Regions from separate parts of the Mus musculus genome. Here region 1 is linked to region 2. Evidence: chromatin loops called from intact Hi-C (ENCODE). Cell type or tissue: left cerebral cortex. All regions are shown on one strand. Links, peaks and the distances in the headings refer to the core of each region. The heading gives the core; the rest is flanking DNA. Region 1 overlaps Atxn10 (ataxin 10). Region 2 overlaps Fbln1 (fibulin 1).

Region 1 (6,732 bases), core at 1,187-6,186, 110 kb after region 2:
ACCTCTGGCTTATTCCAACCACTAATGTATTGATTTGTTTACTTCTTGTGATGTGGAGGAATTGAGTTCACATCGACAAGTGCTCCCCCACTGAGCCACAATCTCAACCCCTTTGTAGAAGTTTTAAGTAAAAAGTTGAGGCCTGATAGTTGTTTTGAGGATGTGAAAGAGATACAGCTTGAGCTTGGCAAACTTGAAGTATAGGATAGGGTGGTGGGGGCAGTTTTGATGTGTGAATGAACATGGTAGAAATGACTCAGCCCATTTGGAGACCGCTGTGACCTCAGCAGATGGTTCATTAGAGATCAGAAGTTGGTATATGTCAGTATTATGTAAACGAGACACTTGTTGCTGTCCACATTCTCTCTCCAGACAGAGCGTCTGATTTCTCTCTGGTTTCTTTTAGATTTCTTTCCGTTGTTTTTTAGGAGTTAATGTCATCTCAGCATAGGTTTTTTTTTTTTTGGAGTTTGTTCCTTTTGGGATCCTCCCAACTTCTTGAGTCTGTAGGTGTGCTGGTTCATTTTTGTCAGCTCTACACAAGCATAGACCTTGGCTGGAAAGAAGGACTCTCAACCAAGGAATTGCCTCTGCAGGCCTGTCCTGTCTGCAGGGGATTTTCTTGATTGCTAATTGATGAAGACAAGGGCTCAGTCCACTGTTGGTGGAGCTATCCCTGGGCAGCTGGGCCTGGACTTTATAAGAAATGTAGTTGAGCAAGCCCGGGAGCCGTGTTCCTCCATGGAACTGTCCCAGTGCCTGCCTTGAGCTACTGCACTGCACTGGCATCCTTGGTTGATGGACCTGGAAGCTGCTGCGTAAACCCCTTCCTAGTCCACATTGGTTTTGGTCTATCACAGCACCAGAAAGCAAACAAGGATAGTGGATGTTTGTCTTTCTTGAACTTGTGTTATGTTTTCAGAAGTATCTGATGGAATATTTTTTTAATCCCCTGTCCTTTGACCTTTCTTTCAGGACTCAGTGTCAGAAATACACAGGTCAAGGTGGTGGCCTGCTTTTCCAGCCTAGTAAAGATAATGGGTGCAACAGCCACTGTAGCTTAGATAGTTTGTTACTTACAGGCACAGGCTGCTTTTACCTTGTGAGCGTGGGAAGAACAAAGGACCCTGAAATACCTCTGAGTATCTGTCTCACAGTATCCTGCCATAGGAAAGAGCCTCTCCCCTTCTCTCAGGCCCATCATCACAGGGTGTCAGTATACTCAGATGAGCCGCTTCTCAGGCTTTGCCTGTGTGGCTGCGTGGGAGGATACAGACAGTCCAGGTGCTCTGCTGGAGCCGTTTCCCTCCCTGTATTCTCCGAGCGTTCAGTAGTCACCCTTGGTTGGTGTCCTCAGGATGTGCCACCTTGCTGTTTGAGAGTTCCCCACTGGGAGGTGGGGCTCACCAATTAGAAGAGGTTGGCCGGCCAGCAACCCTGGGGAATCTACCCTGTTTTTACCTTTCCAGTGCTAGGATAATAAATTATACCATTACACACCTTTTTCTTATTTATCTATTCATTTCTTTTCCACATACCTTTTCTTGGGTGTTAGGGATTGAGCCCAATTTGAGCTTGGGCTGCGAGTACTTTACTCACTGACCATCTCAGCCAGTGTCCTACACTCCTGAGGATACAGATGCCCATGATCTTGTTTGTTTAATCTCTCTCTTAATGCCAGCATTGATGTAATGCCAGTGTTAGTTTTAATGTTATGGTCTTGATTAGCATAAATTTTGAAGCCTGAAACTGAGGCATCCTATGCTCCTTATCAAGATTTATGTCTCTTGCATTCCTATGTGAATAATAGGACCATCATTTTAGTTTTAAAAACAGACTTTTCCATGAATCTGTAGGTCTTCTGTACAGAACTATATTATTTTGTGGGGTGGAGGGGTGGGCAGCCGCTGTGGCACTTTTGTGGCGGTTAGAGGACAGATGTTACGGATGGGGTTCCTCTTACCTTTATGTCCTTCCACGCCAGGGGTTGAACTCAGGCTGTCAGGCTCTCAGGAGCAGCCTTTTCCAGCTGAGCCACCTCACTGAGCCTTCTGCTCCATTTCTGATTCTTGCCCCTTCCTGTTTTGGCTTCTGCTATAGCATTGCTGCTACGTGATTTGGGTTTTGTCACTTCTAAGATGGAATGGCGTTAGATTATTGACTTAGGGTCCAAGCATTTACAGCCATGCATTATTCTCCGTAAGAACTGTCTCAGCACTCTGAATCTTCCTGTGCTGTCCTTTCCTTTTTGTTCATTTCAAGTCGAGTCCATTGGTTATCTAGGAGTTTGATTTCCATGTATTTGTGTATTTCCCAAATCCTGTCTTGTTACTAATTTTTAATTTTATTCCACTGTGGGTGAACACTCTTTGTATGATTTCATTCTTTTAAAAATTATCCAGGTTGTTTATACCATCATCATGGAGACTATTCTGTATATACTTAAGATGAGTGTGCTCAGCTGGTTTTGCTAAGTGTCCCAGCAATCCAATTTCTTTCTTTTGAAACAGGAACTAATAATTCTTCCTCTCAGCCTCTCAGGCGTGAGGTTACAGATGTGCCTCCAGCCAGTCTCATCACGTAGTATCTGCATTTACAGCAGTTAGGTCATCATGTGTTTATATTTACAGTTATTACATTATAGCCTAACAAATTGATCTGTTTTTCATTTCATTTCATTTCATTTTGAACTCATCAAAAGTGTTGTTCACATATTTTTTTTCTCCTTCACATTTTAATAATCTTTTCCTATTAATCTAAGTGTCTGGATTTTTTTTTAAGATTTATTTATTTAGTATACAGTGTAGTACACTGTACTGTCTTCAGACACACCAGAAGAGGGCATCAGATCTCATTACAGATGGTTGTGAGCCACCATGTGGTTGCTGGGAATTGAACTCAGGACCTCTGGAAGAGGATCAGTGCTCTTAACCACTGAGCCATCTCTCCACCCCTGGATTTTCTTCTCACAATGGGCAGTGTGATCAGGACTTAGGTGGCCTTCTGGTATTTGAGCCTCTTAAATTAAATATTATTATATTCAAGTTCTAAATTTAAAATTGTTTGCTTCTTTGAATAGCATTTGTATTTGAATTACCATATGCAAATGATCAGCCGCTGATATGTGAAAATCTTACACTTTTACCTTGGACAACTCCCCTCAGTGTGCACATGCAGCCACCTGCGTCACTGAGGAGCCCTCAGCGTCAGCTTCCCTCCAGCCAGCTTGTAGCAGAGCTCTGTTTATTTGGTAGGCATTTGAGGGGTAGCTGGGGCCTGTATCTTATCAGCTTGGAATAAACAACCAGGCTCATCATGGGCAAACACAGAATCTACTTCAGAGTACCTCAGAAGCTGTCAGGGGTCAGCAGCTGGAGTTGGCAGGGACAGAAGGGGGAGTTCGTCCTCAGCTGACAGCTCTGCAGCTCTCCTGCTGCATCTGGCTGAGAACTGTCCAGGGCCCTCATAAACTGTCTTACTGTCAAATCTGAACTGGTTCTGAAAGTCAGAAAGGATCCACTTTCTGCCCCCTTCCCCTTGCTTGGCCGTGCAGATGGCTGATAAAGAGCAGTAGCTGCATGAGGATTTACTATCTTCTCATGTTTTCTCTCTTCTTAGAAAGGTGTAAGACTATAATAAGAGCTCCAGATCTTTCTCTTGGGATGTCCTGAAATAACATCAAAGTGTGGGCAAGAAAGTTTTGGCACTGCATTTGGCTCGAGTAGTTGGATAATGTCTTTTTCTATATTTTGGGTTTTTGTATGATTTTGTTTTGAATTTTTCATAAATTTTCCATAGTATAAAAATCTTGCAGATAAAAAAGCCATCACGCACCCAAATTAACCAGACTCCAAAATCTGTGCATCTCAGTGAACTTGTTTACATTTTGAATGGCCATTCTGAAGCTGCAGAGCTTCACCCTGCAGTTTGAATGTTCACCTTTAGATGGATTTATCCACTTACCCCCGCCCCTGAACCCAAAATATCTGCGGCAGAATTAGACCTAGAAAAACACCTAGCATTTTATATCATCTAATAGCTCAGTCTGTCACCTACATTCACCCCTTCTTCCTTCCCCAATGCCCGTCCTTTCTTGTTGTCTATGTATTATGCTATACCCACCTGTACATGTGTCTGCATATGTATTATTGGCTAGATTCTACATCTGAGAGAATGTGGTTTTTTCCTTTCTGAGATTTTGTGACCTCAAGTAATAAAATATTCTAAGTCCATCCATTTTCCTGCAGTTTTTATTACATTTGTCTTTAGAGTTAAATGGTATTTGTGTGTGTGTGTGTGTGTGTGTGTGTGTGTGTGTGTGTGTGTGTGTGTGTGTGTGTGTTTGTGTGTGTGTTTAACATTCACTATCCATTTATCAGTGGGCAGTTAGGTTGATTTCAAATTCTTTAGCGTCACTAAAACATCAGTAAACATGGGGGTGCAAATATCTCTCTGGCAGGGTGTGGAGATTGCTGGTTCTATGCCCAGGAGTAAAATAGCTGGGTCTTATGGTAGCCATAGCTCTTTCTCTGCTGTTTGGAGAGTAAATTTAGAAGTAAAAGTTGTGTTCTAATTGCTGGTACAGAATTTGCAGTATTGTGGGTTTTGGGGTAGGGGTGTCATGGAGGATCATAGGCAATGACTGAATATTGTGTTTTTTACAAATGTTCTCGTGAGAAAAGTTTTGATTTCCACATCTAAATTATGTATGAATGGGCTTTAGGGTTCCAACTTTACTTCTGAACCTAGCTTGGAATGTATGGGTTCCTCTTACTCTGAGTGCCTCTTGCTTTGAGAACCTGGCTTAACTAATATAAATACTGTTGACATTATTATTATTCATTATTCTTAGAAATAATTAAATCTATGTAGTGATTGGCATCTTTAAAGATCTATAGAAGAACTAGGATAGTAGTTTATATTGTTGTGTAGGCAGTGGCTGCTGAGCTACATCTCCAGGGCTGGATTTTATGTTTAAGTAGAGGACAGTGTGGTGGTCATTGATGTGGATTATCACACTCACCGACATTTTATTTGTTAATGAGAGAGTAAATAAATGGTGTATTACTACTTTATAGTCAACTTTTATTACTAGAACAATATTTATTAAAATCATACTTCTTAGTTCCTAAACCTTAGAGATACCTTTTGTTAGATACATTTGAGAACTATTAATGGTGTTCAGTCTTTTTAGACGCCACAGAGGTACTTTGAAGAAATATGCTTATAATCTTTGCCTCAGGCTTCCATGGTCCTCTCTCTAGTCCAGATGAGCACCGTGCCTGACAGTGTGGATGTTTTCTCGGTAACTTGAGTACTCTTAAAGAGGGGAAAATCAAGCCAGGATTCATCACGGCATTGTTGGCATAGCTTGAACAATATGACATGTCCATTTTCCTGCCTTGTCTTACAGCAGTAAGCTTCGGACTAAAACGAGAGCTATGTTTCCTGTCTAGATCTGACAGTGTCACTGAATGTCATGTCCCTGTTCACGGTGAAGTCTGTCAAAGTTGAAGTAGACTCACTTTTCTAATTGAACCCACTGAGTTATTTTCATAAAAGTTTCACATGAAAAATTGGAGAAAAGATTATTCCAAGGCTTCCTCCCTCTTGATATTGCTAAGAAAGTAATTTATGAACCTCACAAAACATAAAAGACCCCATTAAACCTGGGCCTGGAGAGATGGCTCAGGGGTCAGAGCACCTGTGCTCTTACAGAGGACCTGGGTTCAGTCCTCAGCTCCCACATGGTTGCTCACTGCAGTCTGTAACTCTAGTTTGAGAGGATCTGTCACCTTCTTCTGGCTTCTGTGATTAGGCATACATGTGGCGCATATGCATACTACATACATATATATGTACATATCTATACACACAGGCAAAAGAACCATATGCATAAAAATAAGTATTTTTAAAAGATTACAGTATAAAAAGTTGAATTAAGTGAAAGGCTTTCCTTTTGTATAAGTTTATGATATAGGTGAGGACGTGTATGCTTTATTGTTTGTAGTAACCAAATTTCTCTTCCTTTTCCCTGTAGGTTCTTGATTATTTCAGACCACTTTCTGAAAAGCCCGGAACTGGTGGAAGCTATGTATGGCAAACTCAGCAACCAGGAAAGGTAACTCCCTGCCCCCAAAGCAGTATGGTTTTGACTCTTTAGCATTCCATATAGTGTTCAGTAGCTCGAACTGAGTTTGCATCGTTTGGTTAACATCATACCAAAACCACAACAGGCAGTGATGAATATAGGATTTATACAGAGTTTATATAGAATTTCAGTCTGATGCTATTATTTAATAGAAGCATGTTAAAGAAATAAAAATATGCTGGACAGTGGTGGCCCATGCCTTTAATCCCAGCACTTGGGAAGCAGAGGTAGGCAGATTTCTGAGTTCGAGGACAGCCTGGTCTACAAAGTGAGTTCCAGGACAGCCAGGGCTATACAGAGAAACCCTGTCTCGGGGGAAAAAAAAACAACAACCAACTTTTAACAACAAAATGTTGCATTTCCTCAATTTTATAACAACAGTTTCAAGCACGCATTGTAGTTATCTCTTTGTATGTGCATATCACTAGTTTGATTATTTAGAATATCTATTGCTATGTTTACGGTTTTCTGGTAGATAGTTCACACAAAGTAGTGTGCCTTTATTGTAGTGGAAGAACATTTACAAAGCCTAGCGATACTCAAGCTAGTAGCCAGCAGAGTGTAACCCAAGTGGCATGCCT
Region 2 (6,732 bases), core at 1,221-6,220:
TTTAGCCTGGCCACAGAGGCCGCTGTTAGGTGCTGATAGAAGTGCCCCTGGACCACGTGCTACTTCTGGTGTTCCCTGGGTGCTGTTGTCCTGGCTTTGCCACCAACCTTCCTGGCCTGTGTTTCTCTGCAGCTTCCGCCAAGAGAAAACAGACACCGTCCGCTGCATCAAGTCTTGCCGTCCCAACGATGAGGCCTGCGTGCGGGACCCTGTACATACCGTCTCCCACACCGTCATCTCGCTGCCCACCTTTCGAGAGTTCACCCGTCCTGAGGGTGAGTGGATCAAGTTCAAGGTCCTGGGACTTGCTTCTGAGCCTCCTTCTGATTGAACAGAAAGCCTGTCTTGCAGGAACCCTTCCTTGTAGGATGTGGTCGGGGTAGGATGCACATCTTTCCCATCTGGGATCCTGGGCTGCTCAGCCTTTCCCTGTTGGGCAGCCCCTCTGATGGCTGACACGCATTCTGACAATAGCATTCAGTGTTGATTCCATGCTGAACGCTGGCGAGTTGAGGAATACTTCCTGAGGGAAGTGGGTAGGAGGTTATTGGCCAAAGAGGGAGAGGGAGAGAAGAGAGACTTGCCAGTAGATCACAGTTGGCAAGGTCTGGAGGTGAGCTGAGCAGTGTGGGCATTGAGAACCAAGACAGACTGACAGGACTGGAAGGATGAGCCGGCGCCTAAACCTGGAGCTGAGGCTTCACCCCAAGAGAGCTGTTGAGAGGTTCTCATAGATAAGTCTGGGGTGCCAAGACATCTCGGAGACTGGGACAGATGGATGGAGTAGCCAGACTGGAAGCAGAGGGCCATAAGATAACGTGACATGTTCCTTCCTGTGTCCATGTCCCAAAGGACATGGCTGGTGCCATCACAGCCCATTTCTGAGGCAGCCTGGAGTTACAAACTTCTAGGTGAAGCACATACTCATGACACACCCTGGGGTGTGTAGCTGTGGGCTTCTCTGGTCCCCAGTCACCTTCTCTCTTCTGCATGGAGTCTCCTTCCCTGACTATCAGCAGACATGCAGCGAGCTTGTGCGCCAGCTTACATACTAAGAACATGCCAAGAAAAGCTCTTCCTCTCCAGGAAAATGTGTCGCTGAGTTATCCAAGATGACCCCTGGCCTGACACTGTGAAAGTGTCATGCAGGATCACCAGACGGTGGGGGAAACGTGTGAGAGCCACCAGGCCAGCACTGTCCTTGGGGAAGTCCCCAGCCCCTACTCCATTCCCACTGGCTCATGTTTCCAGAGAAGTCACTCATATTTGCCCTGTGTCGAGGGGGGTTTTACAGACCCGCACACAAGTCTTTCCCATGTTCCCAGCAGCCATTTTTTTGTTTTTAGATTTATTTATCTTATGTTTATATGAGTATACGGTAGCTGTCTTCAGACACATCAGAAGAGGACAGCCGATCCCATTCAGATGGTTGCCAAGAGCCACCATGTGGTTGCTGGGAATTGAACTCATGACCTTTGGAAGAGCAGTCAATGCTCTTAACTGCTGTGCCATCCCTCCCCCAGCAGCCATTTTCCTGGTGTTCCACTCTGCTGACATAGGAGTTTGTTACCTGAATGGGGGGCAGCCAAGACACCTGTTGATGTCTTGGGCTCAGGACACTAGGGTACTCAGTGGACATCAGCCAGCTTCCTCCCTTACTTTATAGATGAGGAAACCGAGGCCCAGAAAAAAAAGGACATTTCCTAGTTTACCCTGAGCCAGGTTGGGATCTGAATGGTGGTTCCAAGGCTAAGGTGGCTTACACTGCTTCACCATGAGGTAATCTGGAACCACATCCACCACAGCCCAGCTGAGTCCACGCTGCCAGCTGGCCCCATGACCTCAGGGCAGATAAGAATTGTCAAACTGCCTCAGTTTCCCCACTGATGAAACAGATTGGCTATGATGTGAGGGCTAGGACTCTACCCTTCCACACAGGGGAGGGGGTTGGTGATTTCAGCCATGTTGCCTTAGGAGTGAATCCTCGTTGTGTTTGGGTCGAGGAAGGGGGGGCAAGTCTCTGGGGAGGAGGGGGGTGGAGTGGAGTGGAGTGGAGTGGAGTGGAGTGGAGTGGAGGGCTGCGCCAGTGCTACAGTGTTCTCATGCCATCATCCTTGCTGCAGAGATCATCTTTCTGAGGGCTGTCACACCGCTGTACCCCGCCAACCAGGCCGACATCATCTTCGACATCACAGAAGGGAACCTTCGAGACTCCTTTGATATCATCAAGCGCTATGAGGACGGCATGACTGTGGGTGAGTGACCCTTGAGATGCCCAGGGCATTGACCAAGGTCATCTGCACCCTCCTCACTCCCATCAGAGGCCAGTTCTACCTGGCTGCCAGGTCCTAGCCAGCAGCTCCTACTCAATCAAGTCTGGGGAGCCTAGTGTGAAAGACTCCCCCGGGGATCCACCCCGGCCGTACCACTGACTCTCCTGTAAACTCTGTCAGCCTCAGTCTTCCCACTTACCAAGTAGGTGGGCAAAATAGATCCTGCCTCTCATAGCTGGATTTAGAAGGCCGTGCCCCAGCCAGGCTGTAAGCCTTGCTCAGTGGGAGCTGGTCTGTCTGCTGTTCCCATGGCGCCGTGAGAAGATAAGCAAACTGGACTTCAGAAGACCCCATATCTAGTCCCAGCCATGCAACTAACTACCTTGGCTTAGTGTGCAATCTCCAGCCACTTGTCACCCCTCCCCAGGTGTCAGTGGGTAAGAACCCCCCAGGACAGTCGGTGTCCCAGAAGCACAAAGGAGGCAGGGACAGAGCAACCTTCTGTGTTGGTTTCATGTGGGCTTGGTGAAGAGGAAGTGGAGAGGATTCGCCAGACACCGGGACAGGGGCTGGTAAACACCCACAGGGGAGATGGGAGGGAAGCCTGGAAGCCACACGGTCTCTGTAGAGAGGACTGTGGTCCCTGTTGCTGTCTGTGGGCCTTCAGTAGGACCTGCTCGCCCTGAACGCTCTCAGAGGCCATTTCCATATCTGCTGTTCTCAGCTAAATTGCTCCTGGAGTGGACTAAGCTGGGAAGCTGGGCAGAGTTGAGTCTTGGTATGATGTCACCAATGCCCGGTGGGTCATGACTGCACCCAGCGGGTCATTCCACTTTGTGACCTTTGTCACAGTAGCTCATCAGAACGGTCTTTTTTTTTTTAAGGTTTATTTATTTATTTATTATATGTAAGTACACTGTAGCTGTCTTCAGACACTCCAGAAGAAGGAGTCAGATCACGTTACAGATGGTTGTGAGCCACCATGTGGTTGCTGGGATTTGAACTCAGGACCTTCGGAAGAGCAGTTGGTGTTCTTAACCACTGAGCCGTCTCACCGGCCCCCAGATGGTCTTTAAGTAACTTATTATTATTGTTAGTAGTAGTACTGATTTATTTATTTTATTTATATGATAAATAAATCACTGTAGCTATCTTCAGACACACTAGAAGAGGGCATCAGATCCCGTTACAGATCGTTGTGAGCCTCCAAGTGGTTTCTGGAAATTGAACTCAGGACCTCTGAGAGCAGTGAGTCCTCTTAACTGCTGAGCCATCTCTCCAGTGCTTTAAGTAACTTTTATTCATGGTGATGGAAAACGGTCTTATCTGCCACTTCTGACTTAGATTTACACTCTGAACATTTTGAAGCATTTGAGAAACTGGGTGATAATCCCCCCCCCCCCCCCCCACACACACACACACAGACACACACACACATACATCAGTTTTTCCTTTTATTCTAGTCTCAGGCCTGTGAGATCTGGATTGGAGCCGAACCATGAGTTTGGCCTCCAGGTGGCGCTGTTGGATCTCCAAAACCTCCATCCAGGCTGTTTCTTCAACCCCGACAGTTGCTAAACTGGCAGCTAGAGAAAGGGAATCGTTATTCTCCTGTTGCCAAAGAGCCATTTATAGCAACTTTACAAGCTCTTAAATGGGTTTGCATGTTGTAAACATGGCTGAGTCATTTGGGGGCTCACCACCCCCGGCCTCCTCCTCCGCTGTTTGGCAGCAAGGATAATTAGTTAATTACAATTAATGGTTCAGCAGCCCTCTCTGAGATTCCAAGGAGAGGGCATGCAGCCCGGCCGCCAGCCGTCCTAAGTCTCACCTTCAGCTATGGATGAGGGGAGGTGTTGTGTCTATGTCGGGGGTCGGGTGGGGGTGTGGTAACGGTTTGTCCTGCTTCAAGTGTGGATGAGAGATGAGTACCCTGTCATTGGCCAGCAGAAGCCCCCTAGAGCTTGCCCTGTGAGTGACCTATTGCTATCATGTGACACAGCCTGGGCCGCTGTGATTATAACCGTAGAACCTTCCAGTTTGCTTGCTCTCTGTTACTTCTGAACACTTGAGTTACTGGCCCTGGCTGACCTGTGTTTATAGAGATAGATACTGCCCCCCACTCCCATGCTCACCTTTCCCCAGAAGAGAGCACTGGGCCATCAATATACTGAGATGTGAGCCTGCAGGGTTGCATCGAGCCTCCGTAGCCCACCCCAGCTCTCTCAGGAACGGGCCCTCCCTCTTTCCACATCTCTTCTCAGCTAAATCGTTCCTGGAGTGGTCTAAAGCTGGGAAACTGGGCAGAGATGAGTCCCAGTGAGCGGGTCATGGCTGCACCCCAGACAGAACAGTCTTGGGTGCGTCTGCTTTTTGGCTTCCTGTCTGCTACATCAGAAAGTCCTGCTTGTGATAGAGCCAGAAGGCCTCATCTTTCCCAGCCACTTCCACAGAAGAAGAAACAAAGGCCACTTGTGTGTCAGTCTTAGTCTTTTCTTAGTGATTCCGGGGCCCAGCTGGCCATGAGATGGCTCCAGGGGTGACGAGTGACCACAGGTAACCTGCAGGCAGTGGGCGGCTCGGGAATGGAATGCAGCCGAGGCCGTGGGGAATGAGCGTCCCCCTCGCCGCGCCTGGTCATGGGTGCCCTGATCTTTGGAATTCTAGGCTTGGGCGGCATGGGGGTGGAACCCCAGCCCTTCGGAAATTCCTGGGGCTCATCTCTCTGCCGACTGAGTGGCCCAGCCTTTTTCCACTCCTCAGCAAGTTCGCAGGGCGTTCCATCTGGTGCACACATCACCTGCCGGGTGGAGAGGGAGACCAGGTGGGGCCGGTTGCCCTGAGTGGGGACGAAGGCTGTGTTTGTGATTGGGTTCTGCTTTCCGACTTCTTGTCTTAGGCTCCCAGTTCTCTGCTTGGAACATTTACCCTGAGATTGCCTATAGCCAAATTCCTTCTCCCTTTTCTGCCCAGAAACATCTCTGTGTACCTGGAAATGTCCCTCCCAGAAGTAAACCGCCCCCGCCCCCCCCCCCAACATGGCTCCAGTCCTGACCACTGTGGGGATAGAGTTTTCTGAGTTTTGGCCCAACATAAAGCAACTCTGGAGCTTAGCAGTCATGGCTTCTTGCCACCACTGCACACTCTCGCCCCCGTGTTCTTGTTCAGTCCTTGCAAATGTGACTCCTGGGAACAGGTCAGGAAGCTCCCCTTGGGCAAAGGAGGGAATAGAGTCCAATGACCTTGTAAGACTATGCAACCACAAACCATGGGGCTGGGTATCTTCCGACACTTCAGGCTACACTTTATGCAATACCCCCAAGGCTTGGCCATCAGCAAAAGCATGGTTCAGGACTAAGTGGGCCTGCCACCTGCTGTTCCCATCCAAGCTCAAGAGGTTCCTGTGTCTCTGGCAATGGACATGGGCCTGTATATGGTCATGCCGGGGCACCTGCCTGCTCACTGGGCTGGATGAATACCTGCCTGTCGAAGCCACAACCCTTGTGGACACTCCCTACAAAGGGCTTCCCTAGAGAGGCAAGGCCCAAGGATAGTCTCCTCACATACTCAGGAGCCTCAATGAGTATAGCATTCAGGAACCAGCCTTCAGTCCCTGGGACATAGAGAAATTATCTTCACTCAGGGGTGGGGGAGCAAGGGCGAGCAATGGAGTAGAAATAGCACAAACCTAGGCCTACCCAGACCTAGAACCCATAGACGGACGCCCAGTGCTGGCATGGACAGAGTTCTCCAAATCTGGAAGTCCCACAAAATAAGCAGCCGATGATGAGCCTTTGACCCCTGTGGCCATGGCATTCAGGCCCTTGAAAGTGACAAGACAGTGAAGTGCTTGAGAGAGAAGTGGGGAGGGAGGTGGGGGGAGGGGCGACTAAAAAGGCCAGGCTTCCTCTAATGTAGCCTGTTGGGTTTTAGGGGATCAGGGAGATGCTGCTCAGGGCGGAGCTGAAGCCTCTGCAAGGGGGGGGGGTGCACATTCCTCTCTCTCCAGCTGTCAGGGAGACTTGAGGGATACTCCTCCGGCCTGTGGCTCTATAAATGCCTGGGGCGTGCTTGGGCCACCACAGAGCCTCCCAGTCTCCTCAGGAGTGCACACTTCACTCTGCAGAGCCGAGGCTGCAGTCAGGGTGCTTTGAGAAGCTGAATAGAGCGAGTAATGGGGGAGCCCTGGCCACGAAAATTGTGGGCCACTCACTGTCAGCCTGAGCCCTGTCTGAGCCTCTAGGGTTTAGAGGATACCTGGACCCTGGGCCTCTCTTTAGCTTGCCTCCACGAAACTTCTCAACTTCATTTTTTCTAGAAGTGAAAAAATAGAGTCTATCTAGAATGAGGTGTCAACTTTGCCAGAATTTGTACCAAAGCCTTACCCAAGCCAAGAGGATCTGCCAAGAGAAGCTGAGAACACTCAGCCGTACATTTTTATCTGCTGTTTGTGGGGTTT

The links. Hi-C counts contacts between places; a loop is a spot of excess contacts. Peaks named below come from ENCODE experiments on the same cell type or tissue, not always from the same donor. Only the 100,000 strongest peaks of a DNase experiment are listed, where the experiment ranks them.
Region 1: a loop joins it to region 2, with 4 times the contacts of the local background. A loop is called at or near these places in 2 of 42 quality-filtered maps.

The regions. Positions count from the first base shown.
Region 1 is chr15:85,376,864-85,383,595 of GRCm38, forward strand. It overlaps Atxn10 (ataxin 10), which reads left to right. Exons shown (of 12, transcript NM_016843.4): 6 at 6,041-6,121. Among named protein-coding and RNA genes, the nearest start is that of Gm23517, 29 kb to the left of the region's middle. In left cerebral cortex, for the core only: no CTCF peak of the experiment used is centred there; a DNase peak (open chromatin) is centred at 3,665.
Region 2 is chr15:85,263,127-85,269,858 of GRCm38, forward strand. It overlaps Fbln1 (fibulin 1), which reads left to right. Exons shown (of 17, transcript NM_010180.2): 15 at 133-275; 16 at 2,124-2,255. Among named protein-coding and RNA genes, the nearest start is that of Gm34337, 46 kb to the right of the region's middle. In left cerebral cortex, for the core only: a CTCF peak has its summit at 3,803 (motif pointing right); a DNase peak (open chromatin) is centred at 3,799.